2 separate regions of the Homo sapiens genome follow, and region 1 is linked to region 2. Evidence: read pairs that join two places in POLR2A ChIA-PET (ENCODE). Cell type or tissue: PC-3. All regions are shown on one strand. Each heading gives the region's core, and the rest is flanking DNA. Links, peaks and the distances in the headings are about the cores only. Region 1 has its middle 23 kb from the start of HMGA2. Region 2 has its middle 15 kb from the start of MSRB3-AS1.

The links. Peaks named below come from ENCODE experiments on the same cell type or tissue, not always from the same donor. Only the 100,000 strongest peaks of a DNase experiment are listed, where the experiment ranks them.
Region 1: POLR2A ChIA-PET joins it to region 2 with 5 read pairs; 3 of 35 experiments call an interaction of 5 or more read pairs at or near these places.

What each region holds. Positions count from the first base shown.
Region 1 is chr12:65,796,131-65,806,682 of GRCh38, forward strand. It overlaps the pseudogene RPSAP52. Among named protein-coding and RNA genes, the nearest start is that of HMGA2, 23 kb to the right of the region's middle. RefSeq lists an enhancer at 2,826-3,327. In PC-3, for the core only: no CTCF peak of the experiment used is centred there; no DNase peak of the experiment used is centred there.
Region 2 is chr12:65,652,432-65,662,983 of GRCh38, forward strand. No RefSeq gene overlaps it. Among named protein-coding and RNA genes, the nearest start is that of MSRB3-AS1, 15 kb to the left of the region's middle. RefSeq lists an enhancer at 3,995-5,194. In PC-3, for the core only: no CTCF peak of the experiment used is centred there; a DNase peak (open chromatin) is centred at 4,610; H3K27ac peaks cover 6,000 bases.

The DNA of each region.
Region 1 (10,552 bases), core at 1,686-9,685, 140 kb after region 2:
GCATATATGTGACTCCAAATGTCTGTGCAGCCAGTAATTACAATGCTGTTTTTCTTATTGAAATAATATCAACATGCCAAACTATCATATCTTCTTGTGCAATTATTGTCAAAATCTGAGCATTGCCTTAAGTTACCTTAACATCAGAATTATCATTATAGTATCAATTTTAACCATTTTCTGGCTAATGGTTATAGGTTGTAATGTCCCGCAAGAGAAGTGCAAAGATAGAAAGTCCATTCCTGATGGTTCACAGTGTTGGAGGGACTCAGAGGTACAGGTCATCTGGAATGGCAGTGTGCAAAGAACGTTAGTGGCATGCATTGTTGCAGTCATTTTTTAATATGGGCACTAAGAATTGAATTCCAGGTTAAGGTCTTATTAATATTACTTGACCCAGGAACATGAGGTAGTTACCCAGTGTCTCCAGCTTTCAGACTAATAACTAGGTGTGCTCACTGAATTATCTTCCTTAAGTATCAGCTTTTCAAAGGACTTCCCTGCATACAAAATCAGCAGAGATGTCAAAAAATATGTAGGTAAATAAATGCAAGTTCTCACTTCAGAAAACACCAAATGCGTTCCATTGAGCGAATGTATAGAGATATCAACAAAATAGGGAAGTGTATAAAAAGGAGTTGTCAGCAATCATAAAATTGTGCAGGCTGGTCTGCTCACAGAAAACACTAATCTATTAGAGCGACTCACTCATTTTTTTCCCACCCTGAGGCAGGGGAATAGCATGATTATAATAGTAGAAGCATGAAAAAGTTATGGTCCATCAGAGACTTTCTGATGGTTAAATGAAACTTACCATTTGATTTTAGTTTAGAATTAAAACAATGAGGTTGACAGGTTTCTTTTTTTCAAACTGACCATTTGACTTGAGTGTATTAAAACTGCTAAACTGATTTAACCAAAACTACCCTTAACTTTCCTCTGGATTCTGTCTCCTGAGAGATCAAGCCTTAGCTAATAGATCATGCTTCTTAACCCCAAGATAATCTTCAGTGAAGCCATCTGCATGTTTTTTTCCCTTGCAGTCATTTTTAATTTTTCAGCAAAACATTGTGGAAGCAACTTAGCAGTCTTGTTTTTCCTCTGTTGGGTTTCTGAAATGACTGGAAATGTGACATCAGTGTTTAAGGAGAACTTCCTTTACAAAACTCAAAAGAAATCATTCTAGACAAAAAGATTATGAGCAAATGGAGCCTGTGTTCTATTTGTTTGATGACAAGTCCCAAATTAATCCTGGAGCTCAATAATCCTTTCCCATTGGCTTAAATGTTGATTTCGTTTTACAGATTGATTGATTGATTTTTTTTGTGACAAGGTCTTCTCTGTTGCCCAGGCTGGAGTGCAGTGGCACGATTTTGGCTCACTGCAGCCTCAACCCCCTGGGCTCAGGTGATCCTCCTGCCTCAGCCTCCTGAATGGTTGGGACTACAGGAGCATGCCACCCCTCCTGGCTAATGTTTTTTGTATTTTTTTTTTTTTTTTTTTGGTAGAGACGGGGTCTCACCAGGTTGCCAAGGCTGGTCTCAAACTCCTGGACTCAAGCAATCTGCCCACCTCGACCTCCCAGAGTGCTGGGATCACAGGTGTGAGCCACCAGGCCCGGCCAAAGCTTTACAGATTTTTGTCTCTGACTTTTCTGTTTTAAGGCAGCAGTGTGTGGTGGGTTGCATTGTATCCCACAAAAATGTATGTACAAGTTGTAACCCCTGATTCTGTGAATGTGACCTTTCTGGAAGTAGGGTCACTGCAGATGTAATTAAGTTGAGGATCTCAAGATGAGATCATCCTGGATGCAGGATGGGACCTAACGATAATGGCTGGTGTCTTTATAAGAGAAAGGAGAAGGAGATTTGAGACACAGACATGCAGAGAGGAAAGCGACATGGAGACGGAAGCAAAGCCTAGAGTGGTAAACCTACAAACCAAGGGTTGCCAGCTGTCACCAGAAGCTGGAAGAGAGGCATAGAAGATTCTCCCTTAGAGTCTCTGGAAGAAACCAACCCTGCTGGTGTCTTGATTGCAGGCTTCTGGCTTTTAGAAGTAGACTTCTGGCTTTTAGAACAGATTTCTGTTACACACAATTGGTAGTAATTTTTTATGTCAGCCCTAGGAAACTGATATATAATGTAAGTCTCCTGTGTGGCTCTAGGGACAATTCTTTTGTTCAAGAGGCTGTCAGAATGTTACAGGTACAGCCACAGAAGGCAGAACAACTGATGCTTCACCATCAGCTGCTTCTATCACAGAGATCGGTACTCACACAACCATTTGTTGGCCTTAGTTGGTGGAAGTGTGTGGCCAGGATAAAAGCCCATGGTGTGCTTGCAAATATCAGTGTTGTGGATAAACAGTCTGATTACTCCTACGCAAAGTGCAGATTTCCTTGACCAGAAATGCCCACACCAACTACCCATAGTTACAAACCTAACTTAAGACAAACCCATGCTTTCTGTGACAATGTAAGTCAGAAGACAACACCTCCCATTTCCTGAAGGCAGCACTTTTTTTCCTGAGCATAGTACAAATCCTCTTTTAATTTCTCTGAACTTGTATAACATGAAAGTTACTTACTGCTCCCCCAAAAGAAGAACAAAGGAAGAAAGGAAAGAAAGAAGGAGAGAAAGGGGGCAGGAAGGAAGAGACGAAAGGAAAGAAGAATGGGATGATGAGGAAAGACAGGAAAGCAGAGAGAGAGAGAGAAAAAGAGGAAGGAAAAGCCCTATTCACATCTGAAATGTAGAATGTACCACATTAGCATTAAAATCAAATTGCTTGCTGGGCAATGCTCATAGAATATTTGAATGTATTGTTCAATCAAACCTTGTCTATCTTCTTCATTGACCACAGAAAGGTAAATTCATTGGCACAATTGACCAGTGCAAGATGGAAGGGCCTGGAGGAGAGCTGGGATGAGGGAGGCCAGCAGCCACCTCTTAAGGGCAGCTGAAGTCCTCACACACTCAGACCTCATCTGCATAGCAAGGCAGGTGGGCCCCTTCTGTCGGCACTTAGCCTGAGTGCCATCACAGCCCATTTCAGCACGCTGTTGAAATTCATGCTGTCTCCATTTCTCATCAGATGGAGTAAGTAAACCAGCACCAGTGACAACACTGAAGCTTGTGGCTAATCAGAAATTTTCTGTGTGCTAACATATTTTTCTTTTATTTGGGGGTTAGGTCTTCAGTGAAACAGAACTTCCTCTGCCTTTTTCCTTTCCTCCTTCCATGCCCCTCTTACCTCTTAATTTCACGAAGTGGAGGGGAATTCACAGGACAGGATATCTGGCTTTATGACACTCTGTCCTGCAACTGAACAGTCACCAGATGAAAGGAATGATGGTATTTAAGAACAAACAAAAGGAAAATATAAATCCTTTGGGTAGCAGATATGTGTAATTTACTCTAGTTTTCTGTTTCAACTTTTAAAAGAATGCAAGATCTTAGACAATAGAGAGTCAGAAACAGGCCAGTTATAGCACTCAATCTCCCTCAATTAGGGTCATCACAAAAGCACTATTTATAAACATATGGTGCAACTTCATGGAATTAAAAGAATAGTGGATCCAATTTGCCATCTCCATCCACAATGTCCCAGGAGTCGTGAAAACCTGCTCCTTGTGGAGTCATTTTAAGCATTCTCAGCAAATCTTTCAGACTCTCTGGGTTCCACAGCATAACTCTATTTTCAGCTATGGACTTGGGCTCCAGGTCTCATCTCTTTATTCTCCATAGCCCCAATATTTATGGAAAAGTGTCATTGAATGGCACACCAATGTTGGCGAGAGCTGTATATGTCTAAGGAAAATGAAATATTTGGCACAACATCAACCACAACATCTCTAGTTTGTATCCATTTGCATTCTATTCTGTACAATTCTGACAGATCAACATTCCTAAAGGCCAGATTTAATCCTTGGAGTCCCTACAAGTAACCTTGGGCTTCTGCCGACCATGAAATGCTTAGACTGGCCTCATGGCCCTCCATGGTCTGGCCTGTGCTAGCTGTCTGCTCTTACCTTTTGCTGCTCCCTTTCATACACTCTTCCAGATGGAATAATTTAAGACACACATATGTATCAGGCTTTACTTCTTCCCCTTTGATTAACCATTCACTTGCCTGACCTTATTTTTTCTTCTCTCTCCCTGCCTCATATGTCATGCCTTTACATTATTTTGAGTGTTATTTGTGTGTTGGGTCTTGCTCCTACTCAACTGTAAGCTCTTAGGTGAAGGGACTTATTCACTTTTATTCCCTCTCCCTCTTTATTAGCACCTAGCACAGTGCTCTGTGTACAACAGACACGCCATAGTTATTCGCTGACTGCAAATATGAACAAATAAATGATAAGTAGATTAAAAGCTGAAAGATGAATGTCAAATAATTTAAATCATGGCTTGGAAAGATATAAATGGGGAAAATAAATCTAAATCACGTCATTCATAATTCATGAGAAAAATACTATACTTTGAATCATTTTATATTGTTACTCTGTGTTACAATTATTAAGCTGGAGTTCTCCCACTTAAAATGTCTGTGTATGGGTCAGGCTTGGTGGCTTACATCAGTAATCCCAGCAGTTTGAAAGGCTAAAATGGGAAGATTGCTTTGAGGCCAGGAGTTTGAGACCAGCATAGACAACATAGAGACTCTATCTCTACAAAAAAAAAAAAAAAATTAATTAGTCAGGTGTGCTACTCGGGAGCTACTGTGTGCTACTCCCAGCTACTTGGGAGGCTGAAGTGGGAGGATCACTTGAGCCCAGGAGTTTGAGGCTGCAGTGAGCTATGATCATGCCACTCACTGCAATTCAGCTTGGGTGACAGAGTTAGACCATGTCTCTAAAAAAAAAGTAATAAAATTCTGTGTATATTTATGTTGCAAGAGAAGTCAGGTTGGTAAATTATTATGTCATGTCAGTATTAATGTTAATTTTATGCTATTTCCTGTAAATGAATTTGGAGAAATGCACATTTTAAGACTGTATTACAAAAGAAATTCTATCTTGAGGTTCTGTTGCCAAGCCACTAAAAATTCAGTTGTTCATACTGTGAAGTCATCCAAACACCTCAAGGAATTTTTTCCTTGTACTGCATGATTGCTCATCTGAACACAAGAGGAAAATTTATATGTTATAAAGATTTGATGGGCATTTTTATCTGAAAAGGAAAATACTAAAAAAGCATAAAATAGTACAGAATCCTTGCTAAAAGATTTAATCAAAAGGAAGAGCAATCTGCTTTTCTACAAGATGCATATTCAGTGAATAACCAAGGAGCTGTATGCTTTCATAGAAAGTGTGGAAAGACGTGATTTCAACTTTTGATAATTATTTCCTTGTTAATAACAAAGGCTTTGGAGTATCATGGCTCTAAGCATCAAAAAGCAAGAGAGATATATCAGATCGAATACAAGACAAAAAAAGATCTAGCCCATTAAAAAAAAAAAAGACACAAAAGCATTATCATCTCCTTCCAGAGTTTCTCTCCCTGATCCTAAACTCTGCATCCTCACACAACTTCAAGCTTCAAGGGTAGAGAAGATGAGAAAAATGAAGTGATGGGGGAGAGGACAGGAAAATGGGAAGAAAGTGGGATAAGGAAGCTGGAGGGAGGATGCTCAGGAGTGGTTAGAATCACAAAGAAATGGGGAAGGGAATAAAACCTGCTATAAGCACCAGAGACAAACAAGGTGAATTGAAGATGTTTGTGTCATGTGTGATGTTCTACACCTGCTACTCCTGCTACTACAATCTAGTGGATGCCATGTGCCAGGCATGGTTCTAAGCATTTTACATATATTAAATCACTGAAGCTCATGGCACACCTACTGAGTGAAAGTCACAGAAAGCCTGACCCAAACAGTGTCAAACAAAACAAAAAAGGAAATAGGTTGGGTCTAGAACAGAGGCATCCTTCAGTCTGGGATTTATTCAAGGCTTACATAGTGTATCCCTTTTTCCATTTCTTTTCCTCAACTGGTGCTATATTGACTCCAGATCCTAGCAAGCTCCCCACTCCTAGTCCCAAAATGGTTGCCTACAGCTATGAGCTAGGTACATATTTCCTGTTCAATTAAAATGGAAATTTCTATTGTGCTTGGAAAAAATATGCAAAAATTTCAAGATCGTCCAACAGAAAAAAACTTGCTTATCTCTTCAACTTCCTCTCAGGCCCATTGTACCACTTGCACTCTACACTTCCATCACATGGGCCTCTTTAAGGTCTCAAATCCATCAGGCTCTTTGGTGGAAGTGGAGGTGGGTAGAAATAAAGGTTAAATAAAAGTCCTGGAATTTGTTGCCCTGATTGGGCAGATTTGCTCTTGTGATCAATCCTGTGAACCAATCCTACTTTGAGGAATGTGGGAATTGATGGTTGTTTTAAGCCAATTATATAGATCACCCCTGAAGCCAAGTGGGACCAATTCTATCCAAACTGGATTGATGAAAAATTCAAGGAACCCTTAGAAAGAGGGCAAGAAGAGAATCCTCATAATAATAGACTGGCGAAAATGAACATAAAAGTAGATGGCTAAACGTAAAAAAAGCAAAGAATAAAAATCTAAAATATTTTTGTAATACTGTTAATAGTATGTCTATATTTTCATATGTGTATATATATACATGCATGTATCTATACTGAGGTACAAGCAAGAGAAACCAATGTATGCTAATTTAGACAGAAAGGGAGATTTTTTAAAAGGGATTTTGACTGGTACAGAATCTCCTGAAAGTTGAGTGTCTTAGGTAGATTGCCAAGAAGCAGACCCTGGAGAATTTATGTCTTAGTGATTTATTAAATGATGCCAGGAGAAGCCAACTAGAGAGTGGGGAAGTAAGGCAGGGAATGGGAGAAAGCCCACACCCATCAAGGGTGCTATCCTATGCAAAGGTAGTTTCAGCCTGATCCCACAGGGGAACTGTATAGCAGAAGTTATGGCTGTCTTGCCCCAACTCAAGGCACAGAAGCTGGGCTTTCTTATTCCACATCTCTGAATCATTGGTTAAGAGTGCTCCTTGGAAGGCAAATTCCTAGGATTTCCAGCTTTCTATGCATTCTGGCAAAAGCTAGCTCCACAAGCCAGAGGACAGCCCTTGAGAGAAAGATTTAGGCACTGGCTTTTGAAATAGAAAGCACCTCAAATGCTGGGGAGAAGGAACACACAGAAAATAGCAAAAAAGGATCCAGTGAGACCTGGGCAATGCACAAATGCAATGCACCACTTTGAGACAATCAGCTTTCAATTTACACAAGCAGTAACAATGCTCCAAACCACACCCTGCAGCTGTCCCATGCACCATCAGGGAAATCTCTGATGCTGCTGGTGCCCTGCCAGCACCACTACCCACTGCTGCATCTAACTGCTGACTGCAGTCATTGCCCCATCCTCACTCCCATGGATTCTGCCTGTAACCTGCTCTTGGAATCTCTGACTTCTAAAGTCTAGCGTTTATGGAATACTACACAGCCACACAAAATAATGAAATCATATCTTTTGTACCAACATGGATGCAGGTGAAGGCCATTATCCTTAGTGAAATTAACAGAAAACCAAATACCGTATGTTCTCACTTATAAGTGACAGCTAAACACTGGTTACTCATGGACATAAAAATAGGAACAATAGACACTGGGGAATACTGGAGGGGGGAAGGAGGGAAAGGAACAACAGTTGAAAAACTAACTGTTGGTTACTATGCTCAGGACATGGGTGACAGTATCATTCATACCCCGAACTTCAATATCATGTAATGTACTCATGTAACAAACCTGCACATGTACCCCCTGAATCTAAAATAAGTTGAAATTACAAAAAACAAAAAATAAAATAAAACAAAGTTTAGGGTGCTAAGTGATGGCAGCCAGGGTGTGTTTATACATCAGCTGCAAGAAATGCCAGAAAAGGGAATATCTGGCATTTTTAGCTGTCGTATCAAGAGGCAAGATCCACCTCATTAAATATTAGGTGGGAATTCCCAAAACACGGGGAGAAGATGATGATGTTGTGTAGAAAAAAAAAAAAAAAGTAAGAGCCATTCACTCCACACACAAATGCATAAAACATTTAGAATTGGGCCGGGCGCAGTGGCTCACGCCTGTAATCCCAGCACTTGGGGAGGCCGAGACGGGCAGATCATGAGGTCAGGAGATCGAGGTCATCCTGGCTAACACAGTGAAATCCCGTCTCTACTAAAAATACAAAAAAATAGCCAGGTGTGGTGGCGGGCGCCTGTAGTCCCAGCTACTTAGGAGGCTGAGGCAGGAGAATGGCATGAACCCAGGAGGCGGAGCTTGCAGTGAGCAGAGATCATGCCACTGCACTCCAGCCTAGGCGACAGTGAGACTCCACCTCAAAAAAAAAATCCATTTAGAATTAATATGAAATTGCCATCAGAAATTACCTCTGGGGAGTGGAACCAGAGCTATAGTTTCAGGAGTGGGTGAGAGAAGATTCTTACTTCTCATTTTATATGTTTCGGTAGTATTTAAGAATTTTATAAGCGACATATGTTTCTTTTTTTGATTTCAAAGAACTGGTTTACTTTTTAAGACCTGTCTCTTTCTTTAGAACTGCTTTTAAAAAGAGGCTGGAACGTTTTAATTAAATTATGTACCCTCTGCTTTCAGGAAGGGAGGCCACTCAGATTTGGTGGCGGTGGTTACCATTCATTTTTTCATTCATTTATCAAAGATTTATTGATTGTATGCAAGGCCCAAGAAAGATGAAAGACAGAGGCTCTGTTCTCAAGGAGGGAATTAATGTTATGATGAGAAATGTCTTTGAATGTCTTGGGTTTTGTGTTATTTTCTTACATATTGGTGAACCTTTTACTTCAGATAGTAAGTACCCTCTACTATACAGCTTTAACTAGATTTACTTACGTTTTTTCCTATTAAATGGAATTAGGAAATATAAGTTGTACATCTTCACAATGATTTCCAAGCTAAATGATGTTGGTGGGGTCTTTGAAATGAGTTACTGTGGAAGTATTTTATGCTCTTGAACTTCTGTGGAAGTATTTTATGCTCTTGAATTTCATTCAAGAATTCAATTTAACTTCATTTAAAGATTTCATTAGAATTAGGTGACATCACCTTATGTTTTGTGTTGGTTTGCAAAAGACTTATTGCTAGCCAGATGTGCTCCTTTTGCTGATAGTAATATAAGCATTCTAAAAGTTCTAATTTCTAAGCCTTGGATTTAATACAAAACCATAGGTAATAAAGATGTATAAAAATCTAGCACGGAGTCCGGACGCGGTGGCTCATGCCTGTAATCCCAGCACTTTGGGAAGTCGAGGTGGGTGGATCACCTGAGGTCAGGAGTTCAAGACCAGCCTGGCCAACACGGTGAAACCCCATCTCTACTAAAAATACAAAAATTAGCCAGACATGGTGGTGGGCACCTGTAATCCCAGCTACCAAGGAGGCTGAGTCAGGAAAATCGCTAGAACCCGGCAGGCAGCAGCTGCAGTGAGCCAAGATCGTGCCACTGCACTCCAGCCTGGGCTGCAGAGCAAGACTCCATCTTAAAAAATAAATTTAAAAAAATTGGCTGGGCGCGGTGGCTCACGCCAGCACTTTGGGAGGCCGAGGTGGGCGGATCACGAGGTCAGGAGATCGAGACCATCCTGGTTAACATGGTGAAACCCCGTCTCTACTAAAAATACAAAAAATTTGCCAGGTGTGGTGGCGGGCGCCTGTAGTCCCAGCTACCCTGGAGGCTGAGGCAGGAGAATGGCGTGGACCCGGGAGGCGGAGCTTGCAATGAGCCAAGATCGGGCCACTGCATTCTAGCCTGGGCGGCAGGGTGAGACTCTGTCTCAAAAAGTAAATAAAATAAAATAAAATAAAATAAATTTAAAAAATAATAATAAATAAATAAATCTAGCACTGAAATATTCTGTCTTCCTGACATCTAGTATTGATTTATGGAACATTTATGATATGGTCAAGCCAAGTGGTAGCTTGAAGGAGGATGCTTTATCCCACCCTCAACAATCACTCTCAGTCCCCCCAAAGCCACCTTAGGCAAGGAGCTGGATGTGTGAATGCAGCAGCGGGATGAATCCAGCCCCTTCTAGCAATCAGCTTATCTCCCCTGATGCCTCCTCTCTAGATACTCTGGAGCTACTACTGCTTTAAAACTGGCTGAACTAAAAGAATGTGCTAGTCTTTTTTTTTTTTTTGACAGGGTCTTGCTCTGTCACCCAGATCGGAGTGCACTGGCATGATCACGACTCACTGCAGCCTTGAACTCCTGGGTTCAAGCAATCCTCCAACCTCAGCCTCCCAAGTAGCTGGAACCACAGGTTTGCACTATCACGCCCAGCTAATCATTTTTTTATTAATTTTTGGTACAGAGAGAATCTCTCTATGTTGCCTAGGCTGGTCTTGAACTGCTGGGCCCAAGTTATCCTTCTACCTTGGCCTCCCAAAGTGCTGGGCTTCATGAGCCACCATGCCTGGCCTGCTACTCTTAAGGTAGTTAAAACTCTTTCATTTGGAATTAATTTGTTATGTAAATCATGTTT
Region 2 (10,552 bases), core at 1,223-9,222:
AGGAGGAAGAAGAAGAAAAAAATGAGAAAATTGCAGAGAGTCATTTGGTCAATATCATAGAGCCTGTAGGTAGTTGTAGTTGTGCAAGCTCAAACATACCTGCCCTGACTCCGATTCCAGTGCCCTTTTCACAATAGCACTTAACTGTACTTTCTGAAGATGCATTTAGTTAATCATTGTTATCTTTATATACTAACATACTAGGATGGTCTTGGTTGCAAGTAATTCAAATAATTTTTAAATTAGAGGTTTATTGTTCACATATCAAGATGTCCAGAGAAAGGTTGATTCCACTGTTGGTGGGCCCAGAGATCTACAGCATATTAAAACCTAGATTCTTTCCTGCCGTTCTCAGCATGTCGACTTTGGTGCCAGGTTCTTTTCCTTATGGTCATAAGATAGTAACAACAACTCACACAAGTCCAAAAGCCAGATGGGGAAAAAGTCTTCTTATCAATTATATGTAATGTGGTATACCGGATAGCATCCTGGACAAGAAAAAGGATATTAGGGGAAAACTGAGGAATGCTGAAAAAAGTATGGACTTTAAGTAATAATAATGCATATGTTTTGTTTAATTAATTGGGACAAATGTATGGCACTATTGTAAGATTTTAACAATAGGGGAAATGGTGTGGGGCATATGGAAACTACTTGTACTGCCTTTGCAATTTTTTCTATAAATTTTTCTGTAAAATTATTCTAAAATTAAAAGTATATTTTAAAAAACAAAATAACTGGCCTTTGCCTGAGCCTGCAATAAGCAGTTTGCTCCTTTTCTCCTTTGAAAAATATCTTTGTTCAGAAATTGCTGCTGTTAAGTGGACTGTTAAATGTCTGTTGCAGTCAAGTTGCAGACAACTTGACTAAACTGACTTTAGATAGAAGTATTTCTTGTTTCACTGGAGTCAGATAATCACTGAATCTTCAACAATCAATGGAAATTGAGTTATCATCAAAATGCTATTTCATTGTATGCTGCAATCACTTGTAGAGTATAACTGCTAATGCTATAAATGGTGACTGCATGCTACGCCTTCCCCCACTCAAAGTCATATGCACATGAACTGCAAATATTCTTGTTGTTGCACTACAGAGCCTTGCAGATAAAAGATGAATTGTAGACAGCCAAGTTACTGGCTCAGCCAGTCGCAACACAACACAAAACAGGTGACTATAAAAACCATCTCTGTTTCTCTCCAATACACCATACTCCCTCTTCCAACACACACACACATACACAATTGGGGTGGTGGTGGTTGTGAATGTCTATATAATGCTAAGATCATCATTGCAGAAACTCCTGATGTGTGTATGCAGGAGAATAATCATTGAGAATCCCCTCCACCCATGGCAAAATCAGAGCACACAACACTGAAAATCCAGGTGCCAATTCAAACTGTAAGGATATTCTGAAAAATCTCAATATTTAAATTTCTAATCAATATTAAAGACTCTGAGCAAGCCTCTAGCTCTTTGATTAGGAAATGCTTTTAAAAGACTGTAGATATGGCCATGCAGGGTTATTTGGAGAAGTATCAACTAGTTTCTTTTCTCCTTTTTCCTTCCTAAGGATTTTGAGACCGTTTAGATAAAGTCTAATGCTTTGAAGATGGAAGTTCGAGTTGTTTTGTGAAAAGGAAGTTGTACGAGGTGCTTTTGTCAGGTTAATTAACTGTAAACTCTGAACTCTTTCTGAATCAGAGGCCAGCAGTCTCAAGACAATCATACTTTGCATGGGGTGTGCAAGAAAGCAGCAATATCTGAAAAAGCAAGAGATGGCAAGACTTACCTTGAAATTTAATCAGGGGAAAAATCCTAATGGATTCTCCTTGTATGACACTGACATAGAGGCATGAGAATATACTTATGTCAAGGATTGTAACTGAAAATAATTTGCAGGTGAGGATTGTTTGTTTGTTTGAGACAGGGTCTCACTGTGTTGCTCAATCTGGCGTGCAGGAGTGTGATCACAGTTCACTGTAGCTTCAACCTCCCAGGCTCTGGCGATCTTCCCCACCTCACTCTCCCAACTAGCTGGCACTACAGGCATGCCCCACCATGCCCGGCCAATTTTTGTGTTTTTTGTAGAGATGAGGTTTTGCTGTGTTGCTCGGGCTGGTCTCAAACTCTTGGGCTCAAGCTGTCTGCCCACCTTGGCCTCTCAAAGTGCTGGGATTATAGGCGTGAGCCACTGCGCCTGGCCTGCAAATATAATGAACTGGACTTCAAACACTAGACCTGATTCTCTAGTAAAAAGAAGTACAAATATATCCCATCCTACAAAAATCCTAACATGTTGAATCTCTGTTTTAGGAGTTACCAATACATATTAAAGAAGGATACTTGACTAAAAACCTTTTGAAATGACTAAATAACTAATCAGGGTGCTTGATGTTAGAAGACCCTGTTTATGAAGATTTAATCATATACAAAGGTGATAATTGTTGAAATGATGAGAAAATAAAAAGCAGATATATCTCAGGTTTTAAAAATCATAAATTCTGTATAACTTCCGAGGAGCATAAATTGTACAGAAAAGTAGTACAGCTGGAAACGTTGAGGCCTAAGAAATCAATCAACGAAAACAGCCTGAACAAAGCAGATGATAAGGAAGAATTGAACTTGACACAGATACATTCAACACAGAAAGGTACTGATTCAAATGGCACCTGGAGCTTACGGATGGAATCCAGAGAACCAAGGAAGAATGAAATGCCGAGTTCAAGACTAAATCGTCACTGATATGGTCTTAAAGAATCCTTTTGCTAGCAGTATACGCTGTTTAATTGAGTGACTACGTTCTGGGAGATCCTAGCATTTCCAAAAAGCACACTGGTGTTTTGTAGTTGGTCTGTGGGGTTAATCTGATAGGTAGAAGCAGGGATGTGACTCATCGTGGATGGGCTCTATCTGAAGCAGGACATTTTGTTTACAACATTTATCATTTGCTATTGCAGTAGCAAAGACAGTTAGTGAACACAGGCTTATCAAAAAACTAGAAGAAAAATATAACAGTGCAATTCCGGACTATTCAAGAGAACTTCTCTCAGTCTGACTGGCTGATTAACTAAAAAATGGCTATCTATCTTTTACTCAATTTTAATGAATATTATTAAAAGAAATACCACAAATTAAAATCAACAACAGTTAAAGTGATACTCCGTAAGACTTAGAATTATAAAATTTGTCCCTGGGATATTGAATTTATTGAAATAATTGTTCCCACTTTCCCCTCACACAACTCTTACTAGCAAAAACTGCAATCTGTGAATCATTAGGATCAGAAAACTGACTGATGAATCAAATTTTGTAAATGTTTACCCAGAGAAGAAAGAATTGATCCCAATGAAAATTTAAATAAAATTTTAAAAGGAAAAACTGGAAATTGTTAAACTGTTCAAGAAACCAATCAAGATTTAAGAAAAATTGCTTCAGAAAACATTTTTTTACAAAAATGCATTAATGTTACTGTTCCCATTTGAAGGTTTGTTTTCATAACCTCAGCCTCAAAACACCTTCAAAGAATGTTCAGTCAAAAGAAGTCAGTATCAAATATATTCTGAAACCCCTGAATCTGGTATGTGGAATTCAATTTATGCCATTTTATCTCCCGACTTTTGCATATATTGTTCTCCCTGCCTCGAATTCCTTTCTCTGTTTTGTATTCTAAGACAACTCAAGATTTATGCTGCAAGACTCAACTTACAAAAATTGCCTACAGATTGGACCCTCCTAACCTTTGGGCAGAGTTAGATACTTTTACACTGTATGTTTTTGTAAGGCTCCTGCATGAATATTCTATCATATCACTATAATTTCTTGATTATAGGGCTGTCTCATGTACACTAGATAGGAGATTTCTCTAGGGCATGGCTCATGTTCTAGTCCATTTGTTATGAAATCTCTGGCACATAATAGACATGTAATTAATTATTGCTGAATAACTGAGTGGACATGTAAGTGAGGTCTCTATGCTACTCACTCATTTATTTCTCTTGTCCTTTATGAACAAAATCATCAAATCTGCACCGCAACTTTAAAGATGTATTTAAGAAAAAGTTCTCTCCTATACATTCAGATTAGTACTAAACATGTATTTTGTGATGTCTCTCTATTAGCAACACCCCTTCCTTTTCTCCTCCTCCCTATCTATCATCAAGAAAAGCAGTGCATTAATGGGAATCCACTTGAGACTGGGATGGCCGGCTCAGGACCTCTTCTCTCTGGGTATTGGTGGGGGCATCCCTAGAGTGTGGGAGCACTTTCTGGGAGGTCCAGAGGTTAGGTCAACCAAGGGCTTTTTCTTTCCATCCCTTCTCAATTTGACTCTGGATTCAGCTGAATATAGTTAAAGGATTAATTGCCATCATTTTGTTCCCTAAATTAAGAGTCATTGTGGTAAGAACCAAGCATAGCAATATGGGCCAACCACAAAGAAATAAATTACTTTGTAAGTTTCAAAAGATTTTCACCAAATTACTGCCCTGTGCAAATGATGTTGGGGGGAAAATTTTGTTTGAGAAACATTTTCTTTTGTGACTATAATAAGGTATGTGTACCCCTGCTGAGATATGAGTCACATCCCCTGTGTTAGGAAACTGTGGATAGTTTTTGTGGGTTTGGGGTTTTGTATTAAATTTTCAGTGCCTCATGTTTCCTATGACTGATGAATGGATCATCACCTGACTCATAGGCTCTTTTGCTATGGATCACCGAAGTGCAGCTTTTAAAATTCAGTAATGTGGCACCCAGCTGCTCAGAGTTTTAATATGGAGCGAGTAACACCGGAAACATGTAACCAGTGCTTTGAAATGTACATTTCTGAAGTCACCTCTTCCCAGCTTTTTGCAGAATTATAATTAAACTGGTCTAGACTAGTTTGCAACTCCTATTTTTAGAGACCTACAGTGCCCCTTTTTTGGTCTAAGTAGGGATACAATAAACATATGGGTTTGTTTTTTCCAGATTAAAGACATGCCACTGACCTCAATTTCAGCATTCTAAAAGTGAACATTTATTTATTTATTTATTTATTCAACAAATACTTACAGGATGTCTACCTTGTATTCCACTTATGGAGATAGTGGTACTTATTTAGATAGCCCAGTGTGACTGAAGTTCAGATTATGGGAATTTGTAGGGAGAGTATAAGGGATAAGATTGGAAAGAGCAGTCAAGAGCTAGATCTTAAAGAACCTGTGTGCCAAGCTACAGAGTTTGGGCTTTATCCTGAGATCCAGGAGGAGCCCTGAATTGTTTCCACAGAGGGGTGAAATGAGACCTTTTGCACCAGAGTTGAGGAGAAATTAGATGAGGGCAAAGTAAGATGTGGAAGGCAGACCAGTTAGGAGCCTATCATCGTCATCCAAGAGGCAGATGGGGTACAGCCAGAATGAAAGCAAGATCAGTGGGCATAGAGCTAGAACTAATAGGACCTGGCAATGAATCCTGGACTGTGGTTTAGAGTCCTGGCAATCAGACTCTTAATGTTGGAGCCCAACCCCCATCACCACCCCAAAGGCAGAATCCTTGGTTCTCCTCTTTTCTCTGGAAACACACACTTCCTTGCAATCACAACCAATTTCAGGATGACACTCAAATTTATATCTCCAGCCCAGGCATCTCTGAACTCTAGACTTGAATATTCAACAGTCTATGCAACACCTCTATTTGGATGTTTAGCAGAGCTATTCAACATACTATAACCCAATCTGAATGGGAGACCTTCCCTGAAACTTGGCTTACCTTCAGTCTTCTCCATTTTTGTTAGTAGCAACTCCACTTTCAATTGCTTACATCTGAAACTTTGATGTAATGGTGACTCCTATGTGTGTGTGTGTATATATATGTGTATATATATGTATATATATATGTGTATATATACGTATATACATATATACACACATATATACATATATACACACATATACATTTATATATATATATTTCACATTCAGTCCATCAGCACATGCCCTTGGTTTTAACTTTAAAATCTACAAAGAATCAGATCCCTTCTTCCCACCTCCACCACTACCACTCTAATCAAAGCTACCACCATCTTACTCCTGGATTAGTATAATAGGCTCCTAACCTGTCTACCTGCTGCTCCCTGGCCCTTGCAGTCTATTCTCTACACAGCAGCCAGAATGATGCAACACCCCCGCCAACCTGTTATTTGAAGCTTTTCGAGCATACAGAAAACTTGAAAGAACAATACAATATAAAATGTCTTTTGCAGCTTCTTTTTCTGATCCAAGATCCAATCAAATGCAATTTGATCACATTTGATTGTTGTATATTTTTAGTCTTTCTTAATCTAGAATAATCTTTCTTCTTTTTAAATGACATGTACTTTTTCATATAGAATATCCCACACTTTCTGAATTTGTCAGTTTCCTCATATATTATGTTGTATAATTCATATTGCATCAGATCAAGAGGCACATAATGTCAGGTTGTCCTAATGCTTATGATGCTGTTTGATCACCTGACTAATGAATCAACTCACCAGAGTTCTCCATTGGGAAGATAAATTTTCCTCTTTGTAATTAGTAAGAAATTCATGGGGTGATACTTTGACACCTTTCAAATATCCACGATCTTTTACCCAATGGTTTTGCTATCTACTAATAACCTTTTCTAGATTATTTATTATACTGGAAGTTGCAAAATCATGACTTTAAAATATTCTCACTCCTATTTTGTAACAGACGTTTTAGTAAAAAATCGCCTTCCTTATTTTTCCCTTTCTTCTCTTCTACCCTTTCCTGCTGCCCTCCTTCTCCTCCTCCTCCTTCTCCTGACTCTCACGGTGGATTCAATGTCCACTCAATTTTAATTCAATGTGTTATCATCAACTACCACAGAATGATTTATTTAAAATGTATACAGATCATGTTCTATTCCTCTACTGAAGCCTCATCAATGACTTCCCCCTTCACTTGAAGTAAACATCTAAGTCCTTACAGTGGCCTGCGAGGTCCTGCATGATCCAGTCTCCAATTCATCTCCCGCCTCACGTTTTGCTCACAGCTCCAGCCATCTGCTCTCCCGACTGTTCCTCAAACACTCCACGTTTGGTCCTGCCTTGGGGTCTTTGGCTCCACCACACCCTCTCTCAGTAATGCTTCTCCTCTAGATATTCCCGTAATATTGTTCCTTATCATTTTCAAATTTTTTCTTAAACCCACCTGACTAGCTATTTTTAAATTTTTTAAGTCAATACTCCCCATCCTTCTTACTATACTACTTTATTTTCTCCACCAATTTTATCCATTTCTTACATTATTTCCTGTGTTTATTGTCTGCCTCCAATTAGAATTAAGCTCCGAGAGTGTAGGGAATTCCATCTGTTTTATGCACTGCTACATCCCAGGGGCTAGAATAATACCTCCTCAGGAAATGTTTACTAAGTGAATGGATGCATGGATTGATAAGGGGTTGAAGGAGAAGGAGATGCTCATTTTTCAGCTTGGTTATCTGCAGTGACAGTGTTCTACTTTCTGAGATAAGGAAAGGAACACAGAACAAGCAGTGTGTGTGGAAGCAAACTTTGGACATGTTGAGTTTTAGGTGAGATAGCCTGTGAGGTAGCCATGTGGAAAAGCCCAATAGGAAGTTGGCTAGACCTAGATTTAGTGGATAGACCGGGTATGAAGTAGTTTCCAAACACCTAAAGCAAAGTCATGTCTTAATTCATTTTAAATGAATTGAACATTATTGAATTGAATTAACATGAATGGAAAGGCTAAGAATCTTTTGCCTCCCAAGCTGGCATGCCAACCAAGCGTGGGAAGAGAGCTATTAACACTTTCCTGCGTCTGCTAGGTTTTGAACTGCTCAAGTCAAAGACAGCACTAAACACCTGGTAATCGTTCTAATGGTTTGTCAACAAAGCGGGATCTGTTAGTCTTCTAGGGTGATAACTGTTTCTAGTAGTCCAAAGACTTGGTTAAAGACACCTGCATCCTGTATAGAGCAATTAGTACTTTAAAAATGTGGTTTTCTTGTTGATCTACTAAGTGTGGTAACCTTTGCAATTCCTTTAATCAAAAGAAAAGAAAAGCAACATCAAAAATTCTTTCATTCATTAGGCTCTAATCTTTTCTCTTCCTTCCTACACCTTCCTAATTCTCCCAAGTCTTGGGAAAGTGTTCAATAGATGATGAGCTGTAAGAAGCAAGAAGAGTTTGTCTTGTGCGGTGTCACCAGTGTTTAGCACAGTATCTTTCCTCAAATAGGTGCTCAGTATATTTCATTCTGTTATATATCAATGTCTATCTTTTTTATTTTTGAAACACCATCCATATCTCTGCTCTACCTCAAAACCTGAATCCCCCTTCTCTCAACAACATCTGGAGCCACTAAGTCAGTTCTTATAGTTAAAAATAAAGGTAACTATGAGAGAAGGAGAAGTCGATGGTATTTCAAACCGGCATGAAAATTGTCCATTGCAACTTTGGATAGAAAGAAAATTTAAACTCGTTCCAGTATCGTAAGACTAGACACACAGCAATGAATAGGAATATGAGTCTTTCTGAATGCTCATGGGGAATTTCCATATTAGCTTATAAATCCTACCCACATGATGGGTTATTCCATTATTCCATAAGCTCCTTGAAGTCTTTTAGTTTCCTTTAGAATGACGGTGAATAAAGTAGATGTGGTCATTCATATTTTTAACAAAAGAGAGATCAAAAATGAAATTATGGGCATATATTCAGCAATTTCAGATTTTGCCATTATTTATGACCATGACTACAGATGGTACACCGATCTATGGTGTCTCGAGATTGCAGTGTTAGTAAGCTAAGGACAGCATAAATCAGAGAAGTTTCCCCTTTCACTGTAGATACAGAAAAATAAAAATAATTAGAGCCTCCACTGGTCAACATTAAGGTCTCAAATATAAATTTTATATTAAACTTGCCTATTGTTTTATGGCTTTCCTTATTTATTTTATTTTATTTTTTCTGGAATAGAAAGTGAGGATATAGGCCGGGCATGGTGGCTCACACCTGTAATCCCAGCACTTTGGGAGGCCAAGGTGGGCAGATCACGAAGTCAAGAGTTTGAGACCAGGCTGGCCAACATAGTGAAACCCCATCTCTACTAAAAATACAAAAAATTAGCCAGCTGTAGTGGTGGATGCCTGTAATCCCAGCTACTTGGGAGGCTGAAGCAGGAGAATCACTTGAACCTGGGAGGCAGAGGTTGCAGCAAGCTGAGATCATGCCACTGCACACCAGCTGGGTGACAGTGCGAGACTCCATCTCAAAAAAAAAAAAAAAAAGAAAGAAAGAAAGTGTGGATATAGTTAAGATAGGAAGGCAATTGACATTTAAAAGCACTTTCTAGTCGGCTGGGCGCGGTGGCTCACACCTGTAATCCCAGCACTTTGGGAGGCTGAGGCGGGCGGATCACGAGGTCAGGAGATCGAGACCATCCTGGCTAACACAGTGAAACCCGTCTCTACCAAAAATACAAAAAACTAGCTAGGCGTGGTGGTGGGTGCCTGTAGTCATAGCTATTCGGGAGGCTGAGGCAGGAGAATCGCTTGAACCCAGGAGGCAGAGGTTGCAGTGAGTCGAGATCATGCCATTGCACTCCAGCCTGGGTGACAGAGCAACACTCTGGCCAAAAAAGAAAAAAAAAAGAGCACTTTCTAAAGTGACTATAACAAGGTGACCTGATCAGGATAGTGTCAACAGCAAAAGTGTAGAGTCACTGAGAAATCCACTTTGGTGAAACCATAGATTAACAGTTATTTAAACCCCTGTACTGGAACAGGTCTCTTTGCTATTCTGATCTTTCTCATGGATTCAATTTTAAGAGTTATCTATGCTTTAAAAAAAAATTCCATGCAGAGTAGATTTTATACATAGCAACCACTAACAAAAGATGTGCAGGAACCTGAATGCCATCCTCTCAGCAGAAGGCACACACCTTGGTAATTTGACTGTGAAATTTAACAATAATAAATGTACATAATGGATTATCATGAAGTCATAAAGCAGTAAAGAATTCAGAAATATGATAAAATATAATATAGTAAAATCAAATATTTCTAAAACAATAAATGTCAAAGATCAAACAACAATACAGAGAGAAGATATCTAGCTAGGATTTTTTTTCTTTAGATAAGCCAGATTAGAAGAATTAAAAATAGATAAAGATTCCTCTAAAGTTGAGTGGTTACGATTGTATGTATGCTATTTTAATTAACTTTCATTCATTAGCCCTTCATCCATTTTAGAATGTCCACAAATGCCCCAATCACTTAAATCTTAAGTCATTGACATAGAAGTGGCAACTCCTGAAAGCATCCCATCTGCTTCCAATAAGAAACTTGATATTCTTTAGGACTTATGGATGGTGGGAGAAGGTTGCCTAAAGTGAGGCTTCAGAAGTGGCCTGAAAATCCTCATAGGTGAAACCCAAATTTCTTTGACTGTCTGTAGTTCTACATTTATATCTAGAATTTCAACAGTAAGCATAGAGCAGTTTATTTGCCCAAAGATAACCACATTACAGGTTTCCGACTAATCTG